Linked DNA regions of Mus musculus: region 2 is linked to region 1. The links are chromatin loops, found by intact Hi-C in ENCODE. Cell type or tissue: heart. All regions are shown on one strand. Each heading gives the region's core, and the rest is flanking DNA. Links, peaks and the distances in the headings are about the cores only.

What was found. Hi-C counts contacts between places; a loop is a spot of excess contacts. Peaks named below come from ENCODE experiments on the same cell type or tissue, not always from the same donor. Only the 100,000 strongest peaks of a DNase experiment are listed, where the experiment ranks them.
Region 2: it touches region 1 in a loop (2.4-fold over the local background); 24 of 42 quality-filtered maps call a loop at or near these places.

What each region holds. Positions count from the first base shown.
Region 1 is chr10:75,826,407-75,841,845 of GRCm38, forward strand. Gstt2 (glutathione S-transferase, theta 2) reads right to left here and starts at 8,475. Exons shown (of 5, transcript NM_010361.2): 1 at 7,769-8,475; 2 at 7,246-7,333; 3 at 6,255-6,405; 4 at 5,989-6,162; 5 at 5,439-5,688. The coding sequence starts at 7,880. The coding sequence ends at 5,479. In heart, for the core only: a CTCF peak has its summit at 6,026 (motif pointing left); DNase peaks (open chromatin) are centred at 6,025, 7,145, 8,095, 9,135 and 1 weaker place; H3K4me3 peaks cover 3,194 bases; H3K27ac peaks cover 2,756 bases; H3K27me3 peaks cover 432 bases.
Region 2 is chr10:75,773,635-75,789,073 of GRCm38, forward strand. It overlaps Gstt3 (glutathione S-transferase, theta 3), which reads right to left and starts at 7,780. Exons shown (of 5, transcript NM_133994.3): 1 at 7,213-7,780; 2 at 4,467-4,554; 3 at 3,110-3,260; 4 at 2,237-2,413; 5 at 488-1,376. The coding sequence starts at 7,324. The coding sequence ends at 1,179. It overlaps Gstt1 (glutathione S-transferase, theta 1), which reads right to left. Exons shown (of 5, transcript NM_008185.3): 4 at 13,161-13,337; 5 at 10,179-10,599. The coding sequence ends at 10,405. In heart, for the core only: no CTCF peak of the experiment used is centred there; a DNase peak (open chromatin) is centred at 7,507; H3K4me3 peaks cover 1,776 bases; H3K27ac peaks cover 584 bases; H3K27me3 peaks cover 3,423 bases.

The sequences.
Region 1 (15,439 bases), core at 2,877-10,876:
GATGTGCGTTGGGATCTTCTGAGGATCCTTGGAGGAAAGTTTTCTGTGATTGATTGATGATGTCTATTCAGGGCAAGGAATGGAAGGCAGTCAGTATATGTTCCAACTGGTACCCTCCATCACTTGCAGTCCTGGCCCTTGCACCAGTCTGTAGGACACTGTTGAGGAGGCCTGATGGTTTATAAATGCGTAGCCCAGGGAGTGGCACTGTTGGGAGGTGTGGCCTTGTGGGTGTGGGCTTTAATACCCTTGTCCTAGGTGCCTGGAAGTCAGTCTTCCACTAGCAGCCTTCAGATGAAGATGTAGAACTCTCAGCTCCGTCTGCACCATGCCTGCCTGGACACTGCCATGCTCTCACTTTGATGATAATGGAATGAACCTCTGAATCTATAAGCCAGCCCCAATTAAATGTTCTGCTCTTCCAGAGGTCCTGAGTTCAATTCCCAGCAACCACACGGTGGTTCGCAACCATGTGTAATGGGATCTGATGTCTTCTTCTGGTGGTTCTGAAAAAGGCCTCAGTGTGCTCATATAGATAAAATAGATAAATTGAAGAGAAGAAGAGGAAGAAGGGGAGGCTTATTCTGGCTCACAATTTGAGAGTGAAGTTGGAGACTATAGAGGCCAGGTGGCAGGGATAGGAACACCCAGTTTCATTGTCGCCACAGCCAAAGCAGAAAGAGATAAATCCTCGCATTCTTCTTTTCTCACTGTCTTGGATCCTATCCGATGAGATCAAGGCACGCATATTTAGGAAATCCCTTTACAGACTCGCCAAGAGCCAGTGTTTCCTAGATATTTCTAAATCCAGTCAAGCTGACGAGATTAACCGTCAAACAGAAAGGGAGTTGGGACTTTGTTTGCCAACACTGATCTTTTACTCACACCTGAACATTTAACCAGGTTCTCCACGGCTCTGCCATCAGGGAAGGAGCCCCGCAACTGCTTCCTGTCTGTGCCGCATCTTTATTTGCTCCACTTCCGGCCTCCCAGGAAAGGCTCACTGCCATTAAAGGTCTCCTCCTGCTTCCTCCCTGGACCATGTTTCGGCAGGCATTTCCTTCTGCAGGGACCCAGGTCTGCCCTCTGTCTGGGCCTCACTCATCCCTGTTAGCATCTCCACTCCACACGAGGGAAGCAGCCCTACCCTGTGGGCTAGCATCACGGAAATGTCTGAAGTTCAAGTCTGGTCACTTTGCCCCTCCGTGCGGTACTCTCTCCATGTGCTCACCATGGTCACACCCCCTAGGCCTATTTTGGCCTGGGCACTTCTGTTGTGGTGTGGAGGGGTAAGCTATGGGCAGCAGAGTCACTGTGGACCTGGAGGACAACTCCTGTGTGCAAGGGGAGCCAGGGTTTGGCTTCCATACTGGAAGATGCTGATTGAGTAGGGTGTGGGGTTGGCTGCAAGCCTGAGTCACCCAGGCCTTCCTGGGCTCCTAGCCAAGACCTCCTAGGAAGTTGGCAGGACCCCATTCTGAAACCTGAGGAAGTAAGAGTCATTCTCTGGACCTGACACACAGAGTTTGGCCATGCTTATCACAGGCTCTGAAGCCAACCAGTAGTTAGGACTGTGGGAGATGGATACCCCCAACACACGCGTAGGCACGCTCACACACACACACACACACACACACACAAATTCATACTGTGTGCAGATGACATCTTCCATGGTTTCAGGAACAGCTCATGGCTCAACTGGATGAGTGAAGTCCCCTCCACACACACCCTTTTGTCACTCTGACTGTGTCAAGCAAGATCACTGTGCCAGCTACTTTATGCCAACTTGACACAAGCTAGAGTCATCAGAGAGGAAGGAGCCTCACTTGAGAAAATGCTCCATAAGATCCAATCAGGGTGTAGGCAAGCCTAAAGCACATTTTCTTCATTAGTGATTGATGGGGGGAGGCCCAGCCCACTATAGGTGGGGGTATCTCTGAGCCGGAGGTCCTGGGTTCTATAAGAAAGCAGGCTGAGCAAACCAGTGAGCAGCATTCACTCTGTGGCCTTGGCCTCTGCACTAGTTCCTGCCTTCAGGTCCCTGCTCTGTTTGAGTTCCTGTCCTGAACTCCTATGATATGGAAATGCAAACTGAATAAACTTTCCCATGACCTTGCTTTTTGATCATGGTGTTTCATCACAGCAATAGAAATCCTAAGACAGTCACTGTGATCAAGTAACAGGATGTGGCTGCTGTCCCTGGAATGAGGAACTAGGACACAGGTGCAGGGCTGAATCTTGGCTAGGACCTAGCTTCTCTCCAAGGATAGGCTCTGCTCTGGAAGCCATAGGGAACACAACCAACTTGCTGTTCCAAAGTGGAGGAGGAGGGCCTGGGCTAGGAGCCAGAGTTGGCCTATAGCCCAGGCAAACAGAATCTGTCTCATGAAGGCAAGTAGGCCCAACAGAGCAAGGGGTCACCCACTAAGGCCTGGGGTAGGAATCTGGGCTCTGGTCTGACATGCTCAAATGTGCCAGAATCCCCTGGCCCACACTGCCAGGAGCTGTCTCTGATTCATCAACCCAGGCAAGCTCCCCATTGCTTGAGAACCCATGCCCTCTCCACAGTACACAGTTCACTGACTTCCTGAGAAGAGGTTCTGTTCAACCAGATAGGTCAGTGATTGGCAGACCAAAGAAATGATTCTACCCAAGTCTAGCTTAAGCTTGGTGGGGAATGGGTTTCCTGGGGTTACTCGCAGGAGCATGAATAACACAATAGCCATGGCGTTACTCAAAGGCCCATCAGTCTTAGGGTTTCTATTATTGCAATGAAACACCCTGAACAAAAATCAAGTTGGGGGGAGGGGAGGGTGTATTTGGCTTACACTTCCACATCATGGCTCATCACCAAAGGAAGTTGGGACAAGGACTCAGGACAGAAACTCAAACAGGGCAGGAACCTGGAGTCAGGAGCTGATGCAGAGGCCATGGAGGAGCATCATCAATATAGTATACCAATGTGATATTTTGTGGAAGAAACAGATGATCAAGATACCTTGTAAGTTATGACATAGGGTAGGAGAGCTAATTTATCCTTAAGGCAAGCCTGTAAAGGTGTACTGCTGGTCTTGCCAACTGAAAGCAAATTGCTTCTAGAGATCTTTATGGACAACTACCAGAAAAGGGGTGGGGGGGGGGCATTTGCTAAACAAACAGCTGTATACCAGGTACCAGGAGAGGTGGTAACTTGCTCAAATAAGAACACTACATCTGGTACAGCAGCTGTAGTCGGAGTTACTACCTGATTTAGTTTTCAATAGTCAACTGTCATTCTCTATGATTCATCTGTCTTCTGCACTGGCCAGATAGGAGAGTTAAAGGGAGATGTGGTGGGAACCACCACCTCTGCATCTTTCAAGTCCTTGAAGGTGGCACTAATTTATGCAGTTCCTCCAAGGCATGTGATACTGTTTCTGATTGACTTCTTCCATTTAGCATAGTCCTAAACAGCATAGCCCTCTTTCCATAGGTCAGATCTGTCACAGCAGTAACCCACAATCCTGGTGCCAACTTTTTTAGGATTTCTGTTGCTACAACAAAACACCATGGCCAAAAAGCAAGTTGGGGAGAAAGGGGTTTATTTGGCTTATACTTACATATTGCTGTTCATTTTGAAGGACAGGAACTCAAACAGGGCAGGATCCCGAGGGCTGCAGCTGATGTAGAAGCCATGGAGGAGTGTTGTTTACTGGCTTGTTTCCCCTGGCTTGCTCAGCCTGCTCTCTTACAGAAGCTAGGACCACCAGCCCAGGGATGGCACCACCCACCATGGTCTGGGCCCCTCCCTGAAATGATCACTAATTGAAAAAATGCCCTACAGCTGGATCTCATATAGGCATTTCCTCACCTGAGGTTTCTTCCTCTCCTCTCTGATGACTGTAGCTTTTGTCAAATGGACACAAAACTAGCCAGTATGCCCAGCTTTACTGCTGATAAATTAAAATTTGAGTGTATTTTTTTTTTCTGGGAATTGAGTAATCAAAGGCGGAGCAGAAGCCTCTGACTGAGATGGAAGATTTTCTGTGATGTAATACTGACTTTCCTGCTGTGATGACCTCTATGATAATCTTAGCTGTCTTTGCAGCATGTTAATATCTTGTTAACATTTTTTCCCCATTTTCTGTTTTATAGGAATCCTGTGACTCGCTTGTGGAAGTCAGAGGACAGTTTGCAGCACTTGGCTTCTCTCCTTCCACTCCCTAGGCTCTAGTGATGGAACACAAGTCAACAGCCTTGGCTGTAAGTATCCTCAGAGGCTGATCCATCTGGTTGACCTCTTAATTCTTTTTTTTTTTTTAGGATTTATTTATTTATTATATGTAAGTACACTGTAGCTGTCTTCAGACACACCAGAAGAGGGCGTCAGATCTTGTTACGGATGGTTGTGAGCCACCATGTGGTTGCTGGGACTTGAACACTGGACCTTTGGAAGAGCAGTCGGGTACTCTTACCCACTGAACCATCTCACCAGCCCAACCTCTTAATTCTTAATGTTAAATCCTTTCTGTTGTGTGTTCTCACCCATGGACACACTTGGAGGCTTACATAACAATGTAAATAAATCAGGTTTGTTGTTACTTGTAAACTATCTGAGGAGATAAAAATGTTTGCCCAAAGACATCTTATTTATTCTTACACTTCAATGACTAATTCTTGTAAAACACCATCTACCTCCCTGAATGGCTTGTTATGATCATTTTTTTTGCCCGTGTAATAATTTTATGTGGATTGTTATGTGACTTTTCTATGATTAACCATAATGTTTCACGGAGTCATAATTTGATTCCATGCATATTATAGGACAGTATAATAAAACCAATTAACGAGCTGGGCGTGGTGGCGCACACCTTTAGTCCCAGCACTCGGGAGGCAGAGGCAGGTGGATTTCTGAGTTCGAGGACAGCATGATCTACAAAGTGAGTTCCAGGACAGCCAGAGAAACCCTGTCTCAAAACAAACAAAAAAACCAATAGCTCTTTATTCCTTAAACTATTCAGACTCTTTATTATAATAAAACACAGATGTCTACCAACTTTTGATTGGTTTCTTTGGGTGTGTTACTGTTTTTTTTTTTTTAAAGCATCTTTTATATATTATTGATTTGGGTCTCCTATAGGTTGTGTATACTGTACCTTAAGAGAAGCATGCTAAGGATAGCTGGTGTTCCTTTTAAAGCTTCTCTCAGAGTCAGAGAGGGAGCCAGGATAAAAGACTGGGGCAAAAAGAAACGTTAAGAAAAAAAAGGAAAGGGGTTGGTGAGATGTCTCAGTGGGTAAGAGCACCCGACTGCTCTTCCAAAGGTCCGAAGTTCAAATCCCAGCAACCACATTGTGGCTCACAACCACCCGTAATGAGAGTCTGAAGACAGCTACAGTGTACTTACATATAATAAATAAATAAATAAATATTTTTTAAAAAAAAGAAAAAAAAGGAAAGAAAAAACACAAAATGAGTCTTTATTGCTGGTCAGACCACTCAAGGAATCCTAGCAATTCGAAGCTGCATGCTGGCATGGACCTCCGGAGGGGGTACTGGTAACATTTTCTTGGCTGCCTGTCCCAGGATGCTCAGGATGGTGCTATGAGCCTCCTGACACAGCTCAGCACCCAAGAACGCCTCCACCCTCTCTCGCCATGCTGTCAGCTGAGGCCGTCCCTCAAACAGGTTATAGCCAAGAGCCACGGGCTGTAGAGACAAAGATGGGAAAGTCGAAGAGATACCGAGGGTCCCATTGCAGGCAACACAAGCATCATAGACACAGCCCCATGGGAGGTCTGGGGCACTGTGATCAGATCCAGGACCTGACAGCAGCCAGAAGCTGCCCCCCACCCCACTCCCCACTTCCCACCTAGACAGGAAACAAATCACACAAAGTTCCCCTCTATGGTTCTGGCTTTTCCCAGACCACAGTGCTTTGGACTTGGGGAAGTAGCAAAAAGAAGAGTCCGCCCTTAGCTACTACTACCCCATCTGCTGGTCTCCTACCTGCATCAACTCCTCCAGAGACATGAGATCCGCTAGCGTCACCTGCTGGCCAACAAGGAAGGCCCTGTCCCTGAGGAACTTGTCCTCCAGCTGTTGCAGAACCAGGACCATTCTATCTCTGTTCCGTTCCACCTTCTCCTGGGGAACCTGGACCCCAATGAGTGGCCCCAACACCTGGCAGAACGACAGAAGAGCTCAATCTATAAATAAGCCTGACTCTTACTGGGTGCCCAAGGTTCAGCCCCTCCCCAGAGGACCCTGGATACCTTGGTCCATAGGAGCACTCCGAAAGTACCACGGATGTTGTCGGCATGCCAGCCCAGGTATTCGTGGACTTGGGCACGGGCCTGTAGGTCGGCCGGGTACCAGTGGTCTGCCACCTGGTACTTGGAACTCAGGTAAATCAAGATGGCTGTGCTGGGAATCATAGAAGAGGGGCTATATGGACCATGGGAAGAGGGGATTTAAGGACCTTGGCTGTTTCCCATCCCTTGGCGGGGCCTTCAGAATTCTCACATTTGAAGTACTTCCCTCTGGTCTCACCACCTATCTCTCCATGACTCTTGCCTGTCCCCAGAGCCTTTCTTCTCTGCAATGTTGTGCATGGTGAAACCCAGAGACACACACAGACACACACAGACAGACACCAGCAAGAGCTCTGCCCCTCTCCAGGTCGCCTCTTTTTTTGATGTCGTGGACACTGACCCCTGGCCAGACCTTTTTCTCTCCGCCTTTCTTTTTTGGTGGTGGTTGTTGTTGTTTTGTGGGTTTTTTTTTGTTGTTGTTTTGTTTTGTTTTTTAGCTCTCTGACACTAGACTCTAATGGGAGAACCAAACAGTCTGTGAGCCCTGACCCTTTCATTGGTCTCCGGGGCCAAGCTTTGGCGGATTAAACAGGACATCTAGGAAGTTAGGAGAAGCCCTTCCTAGTCCTTTGTTGAATCTACATTTTTTTTTCCCTAACCCTTGACAATCGTCCCCTTGTCGCCTTCCAATACCCCTCAATCAGGATAGGGAGGCCTGGAGGGGGAGGGGGGGAGTCCAGCAGATGAAACAGGACAGAAGCAAGGGACATGCTGGATCAGCCCTCTAGTCTTCCAGGACCCCTTCCCACAGAGTCTGCTCTAGCCAGGCCCCCTCACAGCCTAGGGTCGGAGTCGGCCAGGGCCCCGCCCCGCACCCCACTCCAACGGAAGTGGGGCGGCCAAAGGGAGCCGGAGGAGGTAGTGAGGGCTCTGGGTATATTTACAGCTGCACCTTTCGGTCAACACGAAGCTTCCGTCTTTGAGTACAGGAACTTTGTTTAAGCAGTTCACCTGGGAGAATTGCTCGCTCATGTGCTGCCCTGGGAAGGAAGAAGCCAGAAAATGCGTGCAAGGACTCAAGCAGTATTCCTATTTTCCCCTTTCTCTTTGCAACCAGAGCAAGGTCGAAACGGCCAAAATCCGGATGGGCCGGGAACCAGAGGCACAGAGGTGGCTCAGCTATGTGTCTCTTCCCTGCAAAGTCTCCGGAATTTTGTGAATCTAAACACTGCGTGCCTTCAAAGCAGAAACTGTAGGAATCTTTCATTTTTCTCCCCACGTCCCAGGACAAAAAGTCTCTCTTGTCAGAGCGGAAGTTACGTTTAAAGAGGGCTCTGAACTGACTAAGACCACTCCAAAGAGAGCAGAGCATTCCTTGGTGGACGGCGCTGGGGGTGGGGGGGGTCAGATGATGGGGAGATTGTACCCAGGCAGAATGTGAAGGACTGACATGGTCTAGGGGTAAATGTGCCAACCTTTGAGTATATCCACGGTACGCGTCTGGAAGGGGATGCCATTCTTCTTGGCGAAGATGTAGACAGCGCGGCTGGGTTGTGACAGCAGGTCCAGGTAGAGCTCCAAGCCCATTGCCGGTAGCGACACAAGATGGTGTGCCGACTGCGTTCGATAACAGCAAGCTGGGGTCCAGCACAGCCTCAGTTGGCCAAGCCAAACGATTTCCTCCTCTGGATAGCTGACACCTGCTGATCTTGGGGAGGGAGACGCTTTGGAGGACTTTATACCAAAAGCAGGGCTGAGGTGCGCGCGCACTCAGACTGACTTATGCGATTTGCTCCAGCGGACCGTGGAGCCAGGAATCCAGCCCAGGACCTTAGTCTCACCCGGACGCGGAAATGGCCTAGCTGGGCTTTCGTGGACCCAACTCAGAGTTCTGTGGACGTAGTCGTTTGCGGGGAACTAGACCGCTCAGCTCCTAGCTCTCAGTTACTGCAGGAGGGGATCTTAGAGGCTGATCGCTGATCCTTCTTTAACGGGTGAAGCTTGTTGCAGGCTGCTAGAAACTTTGCCTTAAGGAAGAACTGTGGTTGGTCCAGCTGCCCCGTGCAAAACAGGTCGTCTAAGAACACTGGACCTCCCCAGATCTGTGAGGCTGGGCAGCAAAGCTTGAAGGAGTCACAGGACCACCTCTCTCGCCCGCCTCCAACACTCTCCACGGTAGCATCTTCCGATGGGGAAAAGAGGTGCCCATTATCACTGGCTTTATCTGAATCTTTTAGAGTAGCTATAGCCCGTGGGCCATATCGGGCACCAGAATGTTTCCCTGGGCGTTTTTCTTTTTTTCTTTTTTCTTTCTTTCTTTCTTTCTTTTTTTTTTTTTTTTTTTTTTTTTTTTGACATTGAGGGGTAGGGGTCTTGCTATAGCACAGGCTGGCCTCAAACCCTTCTGCTCCATTGATTCTCCTGTCTTAGTTTCCTGAATGTCTGGGACTCCCAGGTGAGACCTATCCTGCCTGGCTTTCCAGGGAATTTATGTTTGTTTGATTCATTTGGTTGGCTATTTTTTGTTTTGTTTTGTTTTGTTTTGTTTGAAACAGGGACTCATATAGTCCAGGTTGGCCTCAAATTCGACTTCATTTTCCAAGTGCTTAGGACTACAGGCATTTGCCATAGAACCAGTCTTACCCTGTGAGTTGATAGCTAGGAGCTGTGGTAGCCAGTAGGCTCAAACCGAGCTCTCTCAAGTGGCCCCTCCCCTCGCCCCTCCCACCGCCAGAACCGTCTGAAGCCAAATTGCCCTTTTACCTAAATAAGCTGGTGTTGTTTTTTGAGGAAAAGGATTCTGAAAAACACAAAGCTGTCCCCAGAGGAGCTTCTTCTGCAGCCCTGCACCGCACGTGGCTCTGCTCGTGCAAATTCGGTAGGGAGAGCATGTGATCCAAGATGACTGTACCCACCCAAGCCCTCTGATGTGATTGGCCCCTAGAAGTCTCCTGGCCTTGTTTATTTCACGTGCTTCCCCTAGGTCAGACATCCTCTCTCACGGGATCAGATATGGCTCTTGAATGGATGGACCCCTGAATCCCGCCCCGAAACACCCCCCCCCCCCCCCCCCCGGCTTTCACCCTGCAGACTCAGGTACCTGCTTCGCTACTCTCCGGAGAGTCCCCTCCCACACTGGCAAGGAACTGGTTTGGCTGCCTCACTCCCCTCTTCCATCTCATCCTCTCTTCCGGCTTCTTAACCCCTCCCCCCCCCCAAAAAAAGGGCTTCCTTGAATCTTGACAAAAATACCCCTTTTTTTTTTTTTTTTTTTTTGCTACCCTCCCTTTTTGACTGGTAATAGTTTTCATCTTGATTGTCAGATACCTAAAGCCAGAGTGAGTGGTAGTTTGAATGAGAAATGCCCGCCCCCGCCCCACCTCCCCACAGCCCATAGTTTCCTGCGTTTGAACCTAGTGTATGAACAGACCCCAGCTGGTGGTCTGTTTTGTGTGGGTTATGTAGCTTTTAGGTTGTGGCACCTTGCTTGCTACAGGAAGTATGTTGCTCATGGCAGTGGGGTTTGGCAGTTTATACCCTGGGCCACCTAGGGGGAGCCTATCTGACAAACAGGACAAAGAAAATCAGTAGCTAGAACCTGGTTTCATGACACAGCATTTGTTTAGCATCAGTGAACCTAGCCCTGGATTCAACCCTCCACACCACAAAACAAACAAAAAAACTGAAGAGAAGCCAAGGTTCACAAATCACACCGAACGGTGGTTACTGAAGTGGTGGGAATAAAAGTTGGAATGGCTGACTGCCAGAGAATAGTTAGTCTTCAAACGTGTTGACCTCATTCTGTGGAAACAGCTAATTTGTTTGAGGAAATTTTGTTGTTATTCATTGAGACAGGGTCTGTCTATATAGGCTGGCTGTCAGGGAACTAACTATGTAGAACAGGCTAACTCTGAACTCACAGAGATCCTCTTGCTTCAATCCTGGAATTAAAGGTGTGTACCACCATCCTGGCCTCTGGCTAGGTTTTCTTAGCTCTTCTCATCTTTTAAATTATTATTGTTACATACATATGTGTGTATGTGCACAGATTATATAAACCTGCTAGCTCTATTTTTTTGTTTGTACATATAAACTCAAGGCTGACAGTTCTGCATTGGACAACCAACTAAGGAGTTCATTCCTATGAGAGGCTAATTCTTCTCTATTAGTGGCCAATAGTTCTTTGTCTAGGGTTGGGACCTGGAGACTTTCTCCCTTCAACATTAACATGTCCATAGATATTGCCATTGCTCCAGTATAGTTTGTACAGCCATTTCTAGAGACTGTTTCGCATCAGACTTCCTGGTATTCTGGTTCTTACAGCCTTTCTGTGATGTTCCCTGAGCCATGGATTCAGGAGCCACGATGCGGATTATCTGACTGGCATGCACAATATGATCTTACAATCATCAAAACATTAGATATCCTCTAAATGTTCTTTATAACAGATTGCAAACTGCTGTAGTGTGACCACTGGGTCATTCATCTTCCTCGTCTCTCGTCACACAGCCGTACCTCAGTGAACAGCGCAAACGCAAACCACGAAACCAGCTACAAGAATTTTGGACAGCCGCTCTCCTCTGAACGCCAGCTCCCATACCTACCACCAGGGTGGGCGTCCGAGAGTTACCCTCGGCTCCCTACTTCAGAGGACTACCCCACGAAGGGGCTTCTGGGAAATGCAGCATTTCCCGCCCTCCTCCGAGAGTCCGCTGCGCAAAGCATGCTGGGAATCCTACACTGCAGGGAGGAGAGTCAGCGGCCTGTTGGTTGCCTTGGCAACTGCTCACGCGAGCAACGGGCGTGAGCTGGTCCGTTAGGGGCAGTAGACTAGCTGCCACAACCTCTAGAGGTCATTGCCTCCCGGATTGGAAGGGTTGATTGTGGGGAAACTCCCCGCAACGGGAGCAGAGGGAGGAAGGGAAGGAGGGAAGCTGGCCAATCGCGGAAGGCTGGGAATAGAGACTCCAGCAGAGCCTGCACTTCAGGCACTTCAGGCCTTTCCTAGGAACCTGGTGCAGGCTGGGTCTTTTGGAAGGAACTATGCAAGATCCCTGGAGATGGGAACCGGGATTGGAAGTGGGGCAAAAGGGGGAAGAAAAAGAATGGGGGAAGCTTTGGTAAAGCTTAAAACAGTGCTCACCCACGCTCTCCCACTCCTGTAAACCGAGTTTTCTGGCAAAGCCATTTTTTTAATGTGCACGATAGGATCAGGAGAGAGCAGGAAAGCGGGGTGGGGTCGGAGGCGAAAACGGGCAAAGAAAACTCTTAGGATTGAAGTCCGGCTCTGAAACGTGAGGAAGTCAGGATGGCTGTTTTCTCTTGTGGCTGGAAGTTTTGCCCACAGCTCTTTCCGGATCTCTGAGTCTCCATTTTAATCACACTGGAATGTACCTCTAGCTGTGAGATCTTTACCTATAGAAAGGAGGGAAAAGGTGGCCAGATGCCAATTCGAGATAGAAAAAGATTTACCCCTGAGGTCCAGTCTAGAAGCAAGCAGGGCTTTTTAGAGAAGTGTGCCCTTGGCCATATCAGAATCGCTGCCGTCCCACTACAGGGCTTTGACACTCTCTCCCTGTCCTCATGTTCCTACTTTGTACATCTTATATCAAGACACCTTGGGTGAACCAGCCACACTGATGGATGGCCCCTGCTGGGGGACATCCTAATAGGAAGTCACCGAGCTCCTCAAGTTTTCTTAGGTGGCTTTGTTACTCCCTAAATTATCACATTATTTCCTTCCTTCCAGGGGTGGTTTCAGAGATCTAGTGATAGACTGAGAGCAGTTGGGTCTCCGATTTCTAGAGAAACTCCTACTCCCAGGGTTTTGAGAAACATTGAAGAGAAAAATAGTTGGATATAATTTGTAGTTGCAGCCTGTTGCTATCATATCGTCCTCACTTCCACATTTGCCAAGAGAGATTCATCAGTTTGAGGGGGAGGGGGTGTCTCTATGCCCTCTCTTTGCACCAGTGCCCTTAGCCCATGCTCCTGGATTTGAAATAAGGGTCCTGTCAGTTACTAGCTGAGTGACCTTGAGCAAATCAAATTTCAGTCCTTTCCCGCTTGGACCGAGCCAAGAGGGTCCTTCAAAGGAAACCATGTGACCAAGGTCTTTCTAGCTCTGCTCGGAGGCGGGCAGCTGATGTTGGGGGACGGGGGATAGGGAAGAAAAGGGTTGATCTGAGAGCTAGCTCTCCCTTTTGTCACCAACTAGGGCCATCTCAAAAAAGCAGGTCATCTTACGCATCACCTTCAGTCCTGTCAATGCCAGCATGGGCCTCCGTTTCCTCATGTGTGACTTGGGGTGGGCAGAGGGAGTACAGCAGGCAACTGTGGTTCATTAGAATCTGGGAGCTTCATGGACGATACAATGCAGATGCTATCTTAGAAAGTGGCATTACGGGTAACCCTCTCAGAACCATCAAAGTTGGAGGCTGAGCCGTGAGCCTGTGAGGGCTCTGAGCAGAGTCTTTTGCAGTAGGTACGTCCCCTAAAGTTTATTTATGCACGTGGGTAACTCCAATAATCTAGGATGACACAATGACTTCAAAGTACATATAGATGTCACGCTGCATCCCCTCCAATCCTGTCACCTCAGCGTCAGCCCACAGCCCCAGTTCCCTCGTGTGACTGGGGGATTCTGAGTCATAAGAAAGTGACCTCAAAGTACACGGATGTCCCACTGAGCCCACACAAAATGAGTGCTCAGTTTTACCTGCTCCCACTGCCACAGGACAAGAGGCCGAGGGGTGGGAGTGGGTGGGGAACATTACAGCGGAAAGAGACAGTCAGCCACAAACAACTTTGTCAAAAATGTACCTGTAACATCTCAGAAAGGACCTTGCAAGAGCACTGCTTAGGACTCTTCCTGAGGCAGATGGGGGCCCTGGAAGGTTAATCTCTAGTTTAAGCTGCAGGTCTGTCATTCTTGTGGGTAAACTGCACCAATGTGGGATTTTTGCAGAATGAACAAGCCTCTGTTTCTACCCAGAACTCTCTTGCCTCTACACCCAACCTCACCTCACCGGCACCCTTCCCAGGGAGCTTCTAAGATGAGTACCCCTCTACCTTCAAAAACCCCTTCTCAGGACGAGCTCACACATCGCCTGACGGCTCGTCTGACAGACTTGTCCCACCCTCTCATGAACATATTGAGCTGGTTGACCAAATTTTGGGCCACAGATGGGAACCCTGGGAAAGGGTGAGAGAAGCAGAAGTCAGAAATGCCTTTGAGCGCCCCGTGCAAACTACTAATGGTCCCATGTCTCAAAACATGCTTTTGTGTAGGACTGTAAACGCTGAAAGCCTAAAAGAAGGTGTCACCAGGAGGCAAACAGACGCACAAGGATAGGAGAGTTGGCAGAAGAGAGAAGAGCAGTACACTCAACTCCCCTGGGGTGGGAGTTAGACCTGTTTGTTCCATCCATGTTCCGTTAATTGCTTTGTGCCAACTACTATGGTAAAAGCTGGCCCTTCCCTTCCCTCAATAGAAGAGGTTTCTTCGTTACTAACAGGCCTCCGTTTCACCTTTAAAAGTAGGGCAGCTAGTTCCTACCTCACAGGGTCATTGTGAAAGTAGACTAACATGAGGTACAAGTCCAAGTTGGGGGACATGGGAAATTTGGAAAGGCCATTTAGGTGGTATCCCCCACCCCCCCCCATGACTCAGTTGGTCAGAGCACAGCTGAGCCTAGACTTTGCCTGTTTGGGATACGTGGTCTCAGCCGTTAGTTGATGAGTAAATGGAGGCTCCTGGTCCATGCAGCCTCCACACAGCCTCCTGTGTGTATATGGAGACCTGTTTAGGGAGTCAGACATGCTGAGTTCAATCATCAAAGGTACCTAGAAAGCCTAGGGGCTGCTCTTTCTCTCCCAGCCTGGCTTTCCTGAGGACCATCGGGCAGAGAGCCAGCAGAAGGTGACCCAGAAGTCACACACACACACACACACACACACACACACACACACACACACACACATACCCACCACCCAGTGAGTACAGTGAAAAACTGACAGGGAAGTTGGCAGGGATGAGCAGAGTCCTACTGCACAGAGAACTTCAGGTCTCTAGGCTGGCTTTGCTAATCCGCTTCCAGCAGCACTTGGTGGCCGGGTTCCAGGGTTCCCAAATAGCTGGATGAGAGGGAGAGACCCAGACAGGTGGAGCAACCTCTTCCGCATCCATTCTTGTTTCTTGTTTTCCATTGCCTTCATCATCAGAACATAGTCGTCGTCGTCTTCTGGGATGGACAGGAGTGGGCACATTAGAATGATTTCCTGGTGGGTAGTTTCGGGTTTGTATCCAGAAGAGAAAATGGGTATCAGGGATCCCAGGTTCTGGCCTGCAGAAGTCACGGGGCGAGGTGGGGGGCACAGGGGGATGGAGTGGGGGGAGAAATCCCAGCCTGAGCGCACGCGGCACTGGGGATGACCGTTGGGAAGCACGGCTAGGAAGCAAATCAGGGTATCAGGCAGTAACCTCAGTGCTCCCCAATCACAGCCTGCTAAGATTTCATGAAAGGCCTAGGAGAACAGAGGCCTTCACAAGCTGGGCCCCTTGCTCTTCCTCCACTCAAAAGTGGAAAAAGTACCACTATGTACCCACAGGGCCAGGTGGGCCAGATTTCCCAAGACAAGACCCAGAAGAGCTAAATTGACACTGTTTAAGCAAAACCCTAGTGTCCTCCATATTGCTAGTTGCTGGACAGAGTTGGAGCCATTGAAAAGTGTGAGAGTTGGGAAGTTTTCTGGGTAGTCTCAACTATTCCCCACATAGACTAGGAGGCTGCCCCCCCTACACACACACACACACACACACACACACACACACCCCTCTACAGTCGACTCCTGCTTTTAGGGATCCCTAAGAAGTTTAGAGTCTCCCCACCTAGGCCTTGGAATAGGTTAGAATTCATGTTATTTAACTTGGAGTGTACTCTGAACCACAAACTAAAGTCTCTCTCTCCTCACCCCTGCCGTTCAATGCCCATAAATTCTGTTAGGTTCAACTTCAAAGTCTATGTTTAGTTATAAAGAAATATAAAAATGACAATGACTACTACAACAGAAACCAGTCAATATAGAAGTGTTGTCTCGTATTACAAATTTTCCTACAGTGCAATTCAGGTCAAAAAAAGAAAAAA
Region 2 (15,439 bases), core at 3,947-11,946, 52 kb before region 1:
GTTGCCCACAAGGCATACATTTCTATAGGAGACTTAAAGGCTTAAAGTTTCTTAAATGATTGTGATCATTTCAAACTCAGTACGGGAACCGCACTTCTTTTGAACAATCTTGAGACCAAATAGCACGTGAGGTGTGCTTAGGCAAGACCCTAGGACAAGGGCATCTCTCTCTGGTCCCTAAGATACCTGAGTTTGTAAACTCTTCTGTCAGGGATAAATCATTGTCCATTAGAGAGTGGTAGAACTACTTAAAACAAACCAATCTGGCCGGGTGGTTGTGGTGCAAGCCTTTAAAACCAGAACTCTGGAGGCAGAGGTAGGCAGATCTCTTGAGTTCTAGGCCAGCCTGGTCTACAGACTGAGTTCCAGGACAGCCAGAGCTACACAGAGAAACTGTCACACACACACAAACCGAAAAAAGCAATCTGTCCAATTACACATAGGAAAGTGTGCATACTAAAGGATCCAGAAGCAAAACCATTACTCTTCTGTTAACAATGTATTTATTAGGTAAGGCACATAAAAGACGTCTTATGGCACAAGATTAAGTAGCTTGACAGTTTGGAGCCGGAGACAGGTAGAAGGCAGCAGTCAGGGTTAGAATGCTTGGGACAAGAATTTGGAAAGTCAGGACATACCAAGCAACTTCCACTCCCACAAAGGAACCAGCCCTGCACCCCACCTATGGCAGGAAGCAAAGACGCAGAGGACAAAGGTCTTTCACTAGTCAATCCCCGTCTCTTGCATGTATTCAACTGAGAGATCATAGATCCTGCATGCCAAAACTGAGGAAGGGAGGCACCAGGGTTGAGGAGCACAGAGGGTCACGTGGTACCAGATATCAATTATATGTATATGTGTATATACATGTATATACAAATATGGCTTGGAGGATGGGGGAAGGTTCAATGGTTTGTAAAGTTTCAAAGAAAAGGAATATGGCCAGATACGTTTCTCCCAAGTATTTTCCTGGAGCTCTCTCCAGAAGTCAGATAAGAACTGATGTTACAGCACAAGCCAGGTGGGGACACAGAGGGAACACAGGTGATGCAGAGAGGAAATTGCGGACCAGAGACCCTATGTCCTAGTGACAGCCAAAGAGCCAGACAGCCTCATCTCTTCGCTTGCACGGCCCCGAGTTTCCCTTGACCGTCTGTCTCCCAGTTCGAGCTATTCCCTCAGTGTAACAAACACTGCACAGAGAGCTTCAGCTTCTCTTTCAAGGCAGGGTCCATCAAGGGAGGCATATCCTTGGCCTTCAGGACAACTTCATGGGCCTCCTGGAAGAGGCTCTCCCCCACTTCGGCTTCTACTCTCTGACGCCAGGCAGCCAGTTTGGGTCGGCTCTCAAAGATTTTGCAGCCAGCACTGACAGGCTGTGGGGAGAAGGAGTCAGGTAGAGGGGATAAGTTCCACAATCTACAGGCAGCATGCCTGCCAGTATTTCCCCCACTATGTTGTCCCTTCCCCCACCATGTGTGAAGTGCCTCTTGATACCCCTATAGAAAGGATTTATGAGAATTTACTTTGTAATGATATGAATAAGTGACTGTTCGAAGCTCAGTCATAAATTGGGCATTTTATGTCACTACCTCCCAAGACTTAGGACATACTGGAGAAGACAAAGAATATACAAGCCTGAATAAAAGGGAAGGGAACCTGTGGGAACCCTGGCTTCCAGGTATGGAAAGGCGTGGCATTTAAATATTATTGGGCCCATTAGCATCCTGTCCTGGAAGGATGAAGGACACATGAGCGTCTCATCCCCTCTCTGAGGATGATGGTTAGGAGGAAGGGACGATTTCTTCAATGGCCACTTGGTAAGGTGTCCATGCTCCTGAAAACAAATCCTCACCCATTGTCCTGTAAGACACACACACAAAGAGACACAGACACAGACACAGACACAGACACACACACACACACACACACACACACACACAGTAGAAGAGAAGTTAGTGGGAAGGAGACAAAGCAGTAGAAGGGGACAAGAAATTATCAAAATACATTATGTACATGTATGAAAGTATCATAATGACACCCATTACTATGTGCAATTGACATATGCTAATAAAACAGTTTAAAATTCACTTTAGAGATGAGGAAGGTGAAGGCGCCAAGGGAGGAGTGACTTATCCAGGGCCCCAGAGCCAGAAAAGGCAGCCAGAGCAAGGCTATCGGCTCCCTCCCAGGACTCTCCATCATTCAGCAAGCCATCCAACTCCACGACACTCACATGCATCAGCTCTGTGATGGCCACCAAGTCAGCCACAGAAATATGGGATCCTGTAAGGAAGGCCTGGTTCCGCAGGAACTTGTCCTCTAGCACCTGCAGGCACCCATCCAGTTCAGCCAAGGTGGATGCCAGCATCTCAGGAGGTACGGGCTGTCCCAGGAACACAGGGAACATCATCTGATGGACCAGCAAGAAGAAAGATTCGGCTCTGTCCAATATTCATCTTTTTGTCCCACTCTTTTCCATCCATCCATCCATCCATCCATCCATCCATCTAAGTTCTTAAGATCTTTCCTTTTCCTTTCCCCATATAAAATCATGCATGACTCTCTATTGCCCTTAAGACCAGGACCTCAACCGGAAACCCTTCCCAGTGTAGATCCCGCCATCACACCCCCATTTGGCATCCCCCTTGATTGTAAGTGGGACTTCTCAAGAGAAACATGGTAGTTGAAACACCGTGGAAGGAATTGTTGAGCTTTTAAAGCCAGTACTCAGGAGGGGCACCAGCATGAAATGCTGACAATCTGGGCTGGAATTCTAAGATCGTCAAGGTGACACATTGAAACAGAACTACTAATTAAATATTTATTTGTTTGTTCGTTTTTCGGTTTGTGTGAATGAGTGCACACATGCTCTCATAGGTGCACGTGCATGCCCTCTATCACCACAGCATGCTTATGGAGGTCAGAAGACAACATGCAGGAGTTGGTTCTCTCCTCCTACTGTATTGGATTGCAGGGATTGAACTCAGGTTGTCAGACTTGGTGATGAGTGCCTTTACACCCTGAGGTTTGTCACTAGCCCAAGAATTTTTCTTTTTAACAGGGAATGCCATCTCTGATGCGCCTTGGGAGCATCCCCACAACTCACCTTCTGCCACATGGCCCTGGTGCAACAACTCCGCAGGGCTGTGTGCTGCCATGCCAGGTACTCGTCTACACGAGCTCGAGTCTGCAGATCCTGAGGGTACCAGTGGTCGGGGGCCTTGTACTTTCTACTCAGATACAACAAGATGGCCACACTGGAGGAATGAAGAGAGATGGAGAACACTCCCTGGTCATTCTTTTTTTTTTAAAGTTTTATTTATTATTATAAATAAGTACAGTGTAACTGTTTTCAGATACTCCAGATGAGGGCATCAGATCTCATTACAGATGGTTATGAGCCACCATGTGGTTGCTGGGATTTGAACTCAGGTCCTCTGGAAGAGCAGTTAGTGCTCGTAACTGCTGAGCCATCTCTCCAGCCCTCTCCCTGGTCATTCTTAAGTCACCCTGGTCTAGGACTAGGGTGTCTTGTGCCTGAATTTCTGCAATCATTTCTTACCCAGCCTGGGGACCCTTTCAAATGCAAGGGAAATGGGAGCTCTCCTCTGCTCAGGTTCCCCTGGGGTACTTCCTTCCTGCAGGACTGGTCAGAGCCTTTCTCTATTCCCTACCACCACCACCACCACCACCACCACCACCGCCGCCACCACCACCACCACCACCACCACCACACTGCTGTGGTTGCCTGCTTCACCTCAGGGGTGCTGCCTCAGCTCTTCAGCCCATACCTGCGAATGGTCTAATGTCACAGCCTTCACCTTTGTCCTTCCAACTAGAACACACTGCCCACAAACCTGGTACATCAGTACAGGAAGTTCCTGCTCATTTACCACCTCCACAGCCAGCTTCTCTTTCATGTCTCACTTGAAATCACTAACCCTGACCCCCCAACCTGTCTTGTCCCCACTGTACTCTCCACCTGTCACCTTACTGTCACTCCCCCCTCCAAAATGCAAGTCCCATGGGGGCCCAGACTATGATCTGCACAAGCTCCAAGGTCAGACGGCAACCTGGTGCTAATGGGTGCTCAGCGGAGGGCAACCAAGTTCAATGGGTGCTCCTTTGGCTTCTAGGGTAGCTCCTCCCTCCAAGATCTGTGGTACTCCAAGACCTGGTGCAGCCACTCTCTTTGGCACTATCATTCCTCCTGAGCGCTGGGCTCTCAGGGAAGGGGCCCGGAAGCAGTCTGGGCTCCCCCATCTCCCTGCCTCAGTTTCCTCATCCATGAGATACAAGGGGGGTGAGGCATACCATGTGTTCAAAAGTCCCATCTCAGCCCCAGGTACCTGCTTGGGTGTTACCCTGGAGCAGACACAGAAGCCATAGTCCAAGTTGGCAGCATCAGGCCCAGACAGGTGGCTTGCCCCACACAGCTTGGTTGCAAGCAGGGAACATGTTACCTCTCTGCCAAGACGAAGTCCCCATCCTTCAAAGCTGGCACCTTCCTCAAAGGGTTCACCTGGGCGAAGGAATCTGTGTACTGCTGACCTGAGGAAAGAGACCAGAGCATGGAGCTGAGGACTCAGAGACTTTTTAAGGTCTGCTTGTCTCCTTCTCTACACTCAAGCACCAGTTTTCCACAAGAAGCCTCGGTGAAGAGGAAGCCAACAGGCAGGGCAGCGGATCCTCTCACAAATCCATTTGCCTTCACTCCTGGGAAGCCTGGGTCAGAGTGACTACTTGGGTCTGGGAAAGATTCTGTACTTGATTCTGTGCAGCTATGGCCCATACACATCCTAATGCAAACACCCAGTCTTATTCCTGGGCCCTGATCATTCTTTCTATCCCAGGCAAGAACTGGGTGGGTGTGGTAAGAATTTTGGTGTCTTTCTTAAAAAAAAAAAAAAAAAAAAAAAAAAAAGCACAGAAATATTATGGGACTATGTCTTTGTTTTAATCCCAGGTATGGGAATATAGGGCTGCTTCCCAGCAGGTGACTATGATTTAACTGGTGCTCTAGCAAAGGTGTGGTTTTGCCAGCTGCAGAGAATTGTTGCAATTGTATGACATTTTGGAACTCTGGGGAATTTTCGGAAGATATACAAATGCTTGAGCCCTGATGGAAAGGGCTGGTTGGCCAGCTATTGGTTGGGTGCTGTTGGCTGTGCTTTGTCCAGTAGTCATGTGTGAAGAGCTGAAAAGAAGAAATTTGATATCCTAACAGTGAAGATCAAACTTGTCCAGAGGAACTCCATACCCCTAGTCAGCAGGAAGTAATCTAATGATACAATGTTCTTCTCTTTCCCTTCCATCCTTTTTTCCCTTCTATCTAGTGTTAGGGGGTTGAAAGGGTGGAAGAAGAGGGGTGGAGAATGGCAAAAGAAAAAAGGAACCCCAGAGTTGGAGAGATGGCTCAGCAGTTAAGAACACTGACTGCTCTTCCAGAGATCCTGAGTTCAATTCCCAGCAGCCACATGTTGGCTCACAACCATTTGTAATGAAATCTGATGACTTCTTCTGATATGTCCAAAGACAGTGACAGTGTATTCATGTACATAAAATAAATAAATAAATTTTAAAAAAGAGAAAAAAAGAAGCCAAAAAGTAGTCAAAAGTCCCATTACAGGTGGGTTCTTCTATCCAGACCGGGTAACCTGTGTACACATCAGAGCTCCAACATCCTTTTTCTCGGTTCTTAGCTCAACATAGCTCTTGCCAGAACAAGTTTCCCAATCTGCCACTAGGAATCCAGCAGCTCTATACTTCTTTCTTTTCTGTGCCAAGCCCTCAGAGCTCCCTCTTTACTTGAGATTCCCAGACAGAACCAAACCCCATGCCTAAACCAGATCTGACGGTACAAGGTAGGTTGCCTGGTCCATGTGAATGGAGTCAGAGGGCATTTGGGGAACTCAGGTTCTTCTAGATCCATCTGCGGATCTGTCTTTCCTTCCACTGAATGGACTCCATTGCTTTTGCCCATTCTCCTTTCACAAACTGTCCATGTGCAGCCCCCGTCTTGCGACTCAATCTGGATGTACTGAAGAGGTACTGGAGCTAAATAGGACTCAGCTAAATAAGAAGTTCTGGAGTCTCTGCTTGCCCCTCCCCCACCGACTCTCCAAGCTCCGGTCCAGTTGTAACTCTGCCTCTACTGAAACCTGCTTCAGTAGCTGGGTTTCTGCCCCACTCCCCCCGTCCCCCCCAAGGCTAATCAGAGCAGTGATTTTCCAACTCAAGGCAGAGTGGCCCCTCCCACTGTCCTTTCACTCAACCCTCAAGCTGATTGGCAACTTTTATAGAGTTAACATCTAGAAGCAGGTGTGTTTGTGTGTGATCTGGGGGAGGAGGGGAGGAGAGGGGGGGTGAAGCGGGTCTGGCAAGCCTGTAATTCAGCTTCTTGGGAAACTCAACCAGTTCAATGTTTCACTGGGCTAACTGAGAGCGCAACACCGGGACTCACTTGCACCCCTCGCCTGACTGCCAACGGCTGCATAAGTTCAGCAGGCTGCAGACTTCCGGGCCAGCCAGCAAAGCCCACCTTTAAGCACCTGCATGGTATGAAGTTGTAAGAGGATGCTGTTGTTCTTACTGCGACTCTTTCTCAAAATGACAAGTAGAAAGAGCTTTGGGAGCATGGCTCGGTGGTGGCATATATAATAGATATCCTGGTTCGGTCCCCAGTAAAATACACACACACACACACACACACACACACACACACACACACACACAACTAATGGCACGCAAGCCTGGACACTGGAGGGGACTTGCTCTGGTGGACAGGAAACACACAAGAGTCTTGAGTGAAAGATCACCCACCCAAGCAAAACAACCCTTTTCTAGCCCAGCATGCAGAAATGCAAGACGAGGTTCCCTCATTTAGGAAAGGAGTTAGTTCAACTTTTTTTTTTCTCTCCAAAGTCTTTAAGAAGGATCACCATTCTTAAATCTCCAAAGGTGAGATTTTCAAGCCCAGCTCCCCTCCTCTCGCCGTAGCTTCCAGGGCGCCTTTGCATCCGGTATTGGGACTGATGTTATTCACTAGGAAAAGGTCCTTTAAAAATTCACAGCTGATAACTGATACAACTGCTTTCTCACGGGAGCGGCTTTTGCACACCTGGCCTGGCCAGTCACCCACCCGCTGCAGAGGTGGGAGGTGCTCCGTACAGAAGGCTGCACACTTCCCAGCCTGCCAACTGAGCCCACCTTTAAGCAGCTCTATGGTACGCAGCTGGAAGGGGATGCCGTTCTTCTTGGCGAAGATGTAGACAGCACGGCAGGGTTGGGACATCAGGTCCAGGTAGAGCTCCAGACCCATGGCGGAGGCTGTGGGAGTAGCCGCTGGCAGACCTCGGGAACTAGCCTCGGGTGAACTGCCTCTGGGGACAGAAGCCGGAGCAGCCGCAACGGCGAGCAGGAACGGCTGGGTCCCAGCTCCTCAAGTGCCTCTTAGCCTCGATCGGAGCTCGATCCCAATCTTCCTTCCCATTGGATGACCACAAGAACTTTGGGCCAATCAGTGCCGGACTGCAAGTTAACCCCCGAAACAGATGAACCTGAACTATGAGCCCGAGTCTTGGTTTGGAGCCAAACTGGCCCCTGTACCTCCGTGCTTCAGCCAAATGAGGAACGGAACCCAGTAAAGGAAAAACTGACACAACCGGCGTCTCTATTGGTGAATTTAGGGGCAGATTAGCCGTGCTAACTGCCCTCAAATTCACTTTCTTTCCCTCCACTCACAAAAAAGGTTGAGGGAGGAGTGGCTTCGGAGATCCTTGACACAGAAAGGAAGAAGGAAGTGAGACTACCAATCCCATCCAGTTCCTTGGGCCCAGGACTCAGGTTGGTTGTAATGAGTGGCCAAGTATGTAAATGCTAGGTCCACACCCCGTGAGGGAAATGATCAGGCCTCCTTATTCTTATTTATTTCACCCCAGCTAATCCCTCTAGCAGGAGGGAGGATTGAAGACATGCCTAGGATTGGATAAAACTTCTCCGCCTAATGCAAAAAAAAAAAAAAAAAAAGAAAAAGAAAAAGAAAAAAAAGAAAAGGAATCTTCAGTGGCAGCCAGGGGCACCTAAGTCCTATATGACATCATCATTTCCCCAAATCTCCAAATGATGGGGGAAAACCAACTAACCACCACCACCACCAACAACAACAACAACTACAACAACAACAACTACTACTACTACAAGGGCTGGAGAGATGGCTCAGCAGTTAAGAGCATTGACTGCTCCTCCAGAGGTCCTGAACCATCTGTAATGGGATCTGACATCCTCTGCCAGTGTGTCTGAAGAGAGTGACAATGTATTCATAGACATAAACAAATAATTCTTTAAAAAAAAAAGTGTCTTGGCACCACAGATTATTGGGAAACTTGAGAATGGCTTTGTCTTCCTGGTTCCAGACATTTTTTTTTTAATTCTTTAATTCCTTTTTACAGTTCAGTCTTCATCCCCCTCCAGGTCACTACCACCACCCCCATCTCCTGTCTCCTCTACCCCTCCTCTCCAAGAGGATGTCCCCACCCCACCCCCACCTCACCAGACCTCCTCACTCCCTGGGGCCTCAAGTCTCTCACTGAGGCCAGACCAGGCATTCCTCTGTTGTATATGTGTCAGGGGCCTCGAACCAGCTAGTGTATGCTGCCTGGTTGGTGGCTCAGTGTCTGAGAGATCTCAGAGGTCCAGGTCAGTTGAGACTGCCAGTCTTCCCATGGGGCTGCCCCTCCTCCTTAGCTTCTTCCAGCTTTTCCCCAATTCACAGGGGGGCCGAAGCTTCTGTCCATTGGTTGGGTGCTTGTGTCTGCATCTGACTTTCAGCTGCTTGTCGGGCCTCTCAGAGGGCAGTCATGCTAGGCTCCTGTCTGTAAGCACACCATAGCATCAGTAATAATGTCAGGCCCTGGGGCCTCTCCTTGAGCTGGATCCCAAGTTGGGCCTGTCACTGGACACCCTTTCTCTCAGGCTCTTCTCCATTTTTGTCCCTGCAGTTCCTTCAGACTGCAAGAATTCTGAGTCAGAACTTTTGACTGGGATGGGAATCCCATCCCTCCACTTAATGTCCTGTCCTGACTACAAGCTTCCCTCCCCACTGTAGAGCCCTTCATCCAAAGTCTCTCCCTTTTGAGTCCTGAGAGTCTCTCACCTCCCAGGTCCCCAGTTCATTCTAGAGTGTTCCCCCCACTTCCTACCTCCCGACCAGACGTTCTCTCTAAGGAATACCTATCCCCCTCGTTTAGTGTCTGTTTGCCATAGTGGAAGCTGACCTCTCTAAACTGGAAGGGAGAGGCCCCTTCATTTCCCCACCTCTTCCCTTTGGTGTGTAACGGGTCTCCACAAGTCACCTTTGTTTACCTCTCCCCGTCCCCACTCCCAACTACAGCAACATCCAATCTTTCAGCTTCCTTCCTGGCTGCCTTCCAGTCCACTCCCTCACCCCCAACTAGAATACTATCCCAGAACACAACTGAGCCCTTCATTCCTTTTTTTTTTTTTTTTTTTTTTTTTTTTTTTTGTAACTCCCTGAGACAGGGTTTCTCTGTAGACCAGACTGGCCTTGAACTCAGAAATCTGCTTGCCTCTGCCTCCCAAGTGCTGGGACTAAAGACATGCGCCACCACTGCCTGGCAAGCCCTTCATTCCTAGTCACAGTTTGTACCCAAGAGTTTTGAGCATGACCTCTGACCAGGTATTTCCTCCTCTTGACCAATTCTGTAGGTCAGGAAGGTTTGATGATCCTATGAAGGGACAATGTTCAAGAGGCTGGTCCGGCCAAATAATGCATTCCCATGCCTGCAGCTGAGGCATCTGCGATTTCATTCTCCCAGGTCCAGAAGTTTGGAAGGCGGCTGTGATTTGGCTTGCTGTCTGTCTTTGTCGTTCTGTTTCATTGAGATACAATCTCACACTGTATCCCAGGCTAGCATGGATCTCAATATGTAGCCCAGGCTGGCTCTGAGTTCTCAGTGATCTCCTTCTCCTCCCTTGTTTCATCCCTGCTGAGTGCTGGATCCCATACAAGAGCTACCATGCCTAGCTATGACTTCATGGCTGGCGGCAACCATGAGAGGGTCAACGATCCCCAAAGCCTGGGAACCGGAGCTGTCTTTCGGGAAGACAACTGAACGGGATTAGAGGAAGAGGGTTAAAGAAACAACACGGAGAAATTAAAGCCCAAATCAAGCCCCAGTTTATTACCCAGACTCAAGGGGAAAGTAGTGATTATAGTTGAGGTCATGTGTGGCTATCACAGAAAAAGGGTGAAGATGGAGCTGAGCCTGAGAGCCATCATGGTGTGAGGAGTGAGGTGCATCCCCAGTGTAATGCAAGTTGTGAATTGTGAACTGTGAGTTGTGAACTGCCGCAGCTGGTGCAGGGATGAAGCGTCTGACGTCACTGGATCATTGCCAGCACTCTGGGCATCAGCTTCTGCTTTATGATGAGGTCAGCAGGGGGACAGTCCTTCACCTTCAGGATGACTTCATGGGCTTCCCGGAAGAGGTCCTTCCCCACAGCTGCCTCCACTCGCTGGTACCATGCAGCCAGCCTGGGATGCCCTTCAAAGACTGGGCAGCCACCACCTACAGGCTATATCAAGAAGGGAACAGAATTTACGGCTAATTTTGCTTCTTAACTTGACACACATAGAAAGAGAGAACTCAACTGAGGGATTGCCTCCATCGGATTGGCTTGTAGGAATGTCTATATGGGGGCTTAGTCCACTGTGGTGATGTTAATTCTGGAAAGATGGACTTAGACTATATAAGAGAGCTGAATGTGAGGCCAGAGCAAGCCAGTATGCAGAGTTTTCCCACTGATAGTTCTGCTTCAGCTCCTGCCTCTAAGTTCTTGCCTGGAGCTCCTGCCCTGGTTTCCCTTGATAATGGATGGTAACCTATACACTGAAGTTAACTCATTTCCTCCACCAAGTTGTTTTTATCATGATATTTATCACAACAACAGGAAAGGAAACTAGAATAACAGATTGGTGCCAGAGGTATAGGGTTGCTGTAACTGACCTGACCACATTGTTTTAGGAGGGAAGGGTTGGAAAAGCATTTGGAACTTTGGGTCTATAAAAATCATTGAGTAGTCAAGAGATCAATAAGCTGTTCTATGATAGCTTGAAAGATGCCATTGTGCAAGACACGCAGATGGTGGAGACCTGGTTTGTAAAGTTTCAAAGGGAAGTTTGAGAGTCCCTCGAAGATTCTGTGAGGGCCACTCGTGTGGCATATTAATAATCTGCAGAAGTAAAACATTCTGAGCTTCCGTGGGACAATGGCTACTGGTTAGTTAGGACTGAAAATGCAGCTGTAGTTTATCAGACCAGTGTCATTGAGGGAATGTCTTCTGGGAAGTATTTTCCTCAGGGTCAATACATAGAAGCTGTGGCCCAGTAGTAGGGTGGGCCAAGGCTGTCCACAAAGCTGGCAACAGAACTTGACAAATAATGTGTAGGAGTCTCCCACATGGTACTAGTTCTGAAGGCATGAAGGGGTCATTAAGAACAACTGAGGCTTGGCACTCTATAGAACCAGAAAAGGACATTGGTGAGAGTGCAATTTTAGTGCTAACGGCATGTTAAAGATGGCAGGACTATGGGGTGACTGTCAAGGACAGTGACAGATATGGCATGATTCCTGATCAAGCCAACAAGACAAGCTATATGGTATGTATATACAGCCCAAGCCCTTTAGAGCCCAGTAGGTCTCCAGTGAGTCACAGATGTCAGACATGGAATGTTGTATGCTGTAGGATTTTGGTTAAGTTTCAATCTGATTGTAACTGTGCCTTGCTTCTTCCCTTATGGTACAAGAAATGCTGTGATTTATTTAGTGGGCTTTATGGTATCCCAAAGTTAAGAGACTCTGGATTTTTAAAGAGAACTTGTATTCTGAAATCATTTGGACTTTTAAAAAGACTTTGAGACTCTTAAAATTGTACTGTGTTTTGCAATACTAACCTGAGATCTTAGGGATAAAAGAAACGAAAGACTGTGGTTAAACATTGATGTGTCTGTGGGACAGGCTGATAAGGAGTACAGTGTACTGGTTGGGTTTTTGTTTTTTGTTTTGTTTTGTTTTGTTTTTCCTACTTCTCACAAGGCTAGATACACCTAGGAAGAGAAAATTTCTTCTGAGGAATTGTCTCCCTCAGAATGGCCTGTGGGCATGTCTGTGAGGTGTTTTCTTGGCTGCTGATTGACATAGGAGGACTCAGTACATAGTGTATGGTGCCATCCCTGGTGATGGGCCTGTGCTGTATTAAGAAAGGTTGTAGGAAAAACCAGTAAGCCAGTAAGCAACATTCCTCCCTGATTTCTGCTTCAAGCTCCTGCCTTGAGTATCTTGCCTTGGCTTCCCTCCATGATAGAGTGTAAACTGTAAGCCAAATAAACCTTTTCCACCCTAAGTTGTGTTTGGTTTAGTGATTTATCACATTAATAGAAAAGCAACCAAGAACAATCAATGAAAGCAAAGACAGACATTACAAATCTGGAAGGAGTCTCCACACATTTGCATATCCTCCTACAACTAGTGAGGATAGCAAAAATGGGACTTCTCTAACTAGCCAGAATTCCCTGTATCTTATGGACCCATTTGTTGAAGTTGGTTTTTGACTATGTATTATAATGCTAATAGTGGCCCCCAAGATCTGGCTGCCCCAAGGATGAGAGAATCCACACATACACCAAATGATGCTATTGACCTTGCTCCTTAATTGAAATCTATTGGCTGAATAAAGATGCCAACAGCCTATAGTTTGGCAGAACAGAGATAGGTTCCCAGACTTTGGGTCTGAGGCAGGAGATCACTAGAGGAGAGAAGGTGGAAAGAGGAGAAGATGCCATGGGGTAGGTGAGTCATGAAAACATGGCCATGAGGGCTGGCCAATTGAAGTTAAGAACTGCCCAGATGGGACAGGGCACGTTATAACTTGGAGTTACTGATGGGGAAGTAGGTTATAATAGCTTAGAGGGTAAATGTCTGCCCAGCTCTAGTGCATTAAAGGCTAGCGAGCACATTATAAATATAAAAGCTGTGTGTCTTTTGTCTAGAAACTGAATGATCAAGGTGAGGTAGAAACCCCTGACCTGATGGAGATTTAACAATTACCACAGCATCCACCATTCTTAGAGCACTCACATGCATCAGCTCTGTGATGGCCACCAAGTCGGCCAGGGAGATGTGGGGCCCAACAAGGAAGTCTTTGTCCTGGAGGAACTTGTCTTCAAGCACCTGTAGGTTAACATCCAGTTCTGCCAACGTGGCTGCCAGTGTTTCAGGAGGTATTTGCTCACCAAGGAAAACAGGGAACATCACCTGGGAGGGAGGGAGGGAGGGAGGGAGGGAGGGAGGGAGGGAGGGAGGGAGGGAGGGAGGGAGGGAAAATAAGGAATTGGAACGAACCAGCTGAGGGGGGGGGGGGTCATGCCTCCCAATGTCAGGACTGCCTTTTACTTTTGTGCCTCTTCCTTGGTGGCCTGCCCAGACCCACAGGGGAATCCCCAAGTGACATTTTTGTCTACAAATAAATAGTCCTCCTTTCACCATCTCTGCTTGGCTGGACCTCAGAAAGGACAATACTTTATTAATGACTTAAATGGGGACCCGAAGAATAAATAGATCTAATATTTTTGAGGAAAGAAGTCAGGTTAGGGACCATGGTCATGGGTCACTCAGTGTTAAGAATAAAGCGATCGCTTTGACTTGCAAACATCATGAGTATTTTAACGACATGAATAATGTAAGTCACTCAGATAGCTTCTTCGTACAACCAAGGGACAAGGCAAACTAAACTTCACCTGGAAGCAATCCCAGCAGAAGAGCAACAGTGAAGGGGTCACAGTGCCTGGTGTCAGACTAACCTACAGAGCTACAGTAACAAAAAACAGTATGGCACTGGCAGGAAAGCAGCCATTCTGCCAGTGTAACAAAATAGAAGACCCAGAAACAAACCCACAGAGCTACAGCTTCCTAATTCTTAATGAAAGGGCTAAAAACATAAACAGGAGAAAAAGACACCTCAATAAACAGCACTGAGAAAAGTAGATACCCATTTGTAAAAGAATGAAACTAGATCCAAATCTTTTACCTTTATAAAAAAACAAACCCAAGACAGGCATGGCGGTGCTCATCTTGATCCCAGCACTCAGGAGGCAGATGTAGATGGATCTCTGAGTTCGAGGCCAGCCTGGTCTACAGAGTGAGCTCCAGGACAGCCAAGGCTACACAGGAAAACCCTGTCTCAAAATTCATTCATTAACTAATTAAGGGCTGGAGAGATGGCTCAGCAGTTAAGAGCGCTGATTGTTCTTCCAGAGGTCCTGAGTTCAATTCCCAGCAACCACATGGTGGCTCGCAACCATCTATAATGGGATCTGATGCCCTCTTCTGGTGTGACTGAAGACAGTGGCAGTGTGCTCATTTAATAAAATAACTAAATCTTTTAAAAGAAAAAAATTATTTAAAAAACAAACAAACAGATGAGCTCCAGGATCATCAAGAGACCCTGTCTCAGAAAGTGGGCATAGAGTCACTGCGGGAAGGCACCTGATGCCTATCTCTTACTCTATAAACACAAACCCCCACATGCAACATATATGCACAAATGCATTAAATAAATAAAATAAACAAAAGCCAAATGGCCATAAGTTTTAAGAAGGATGCAGGGGAAGCCCTCTCATATGCTGCTAGTGGGGAGGCAGCCACCTACAGCCGGTACCAAAGCTAGTGCGGACGCGCCTCAGAAAACTAAATATGGAACATCAGAGGACTCAGCGACACCACTCCTGGGAAACTTAGTTGCTATAAGGAAAAATGATATGTTAGTCAGGAAAGGGATGCCAAAAGAAAACTCAGGCTATAAAACGAAGCAAAAAAAGCCAAACTCAGAAACACCCACACACGGGTGTATGAGACAGGGTTTCTCTGTGTAGCTCTAGCTGCCCTGGAACTCGCTCTGCATACCAGGCTGGGCTCAAACTCAGAGATCTGCCTGCCTCTGCCTCACAAATGCTGGGACTAAAGAGGTTCATAAAGTAAGAAAAAAGGCCACGATAGAAGACGAGATCTTAAGAAAATAGGAATGAAAAAAAGTAAGGGAAAACAAAAAGAAAAACAGAGTAATGGGATATGTGTGTCATGAAAGTAAAAAATGGGGGCTAAGACCTGGTGAGATGCCTCAGGTGAAGGCACTTGCTGCCAAGCTTCCACCTCAATGGTAGGAGAAGACCATCTCCCCAAAGCCATCCTCTGACCTCTACACAAGCACTATAGCGCACATTACCTGCCCACGCGCATGTGCGCACGCACGCATACACACACACCACACACACACCACACACACACACACACACACACACACACACACACACACTCACCACACACACACAACGCACACCACACACACAACACACACACAC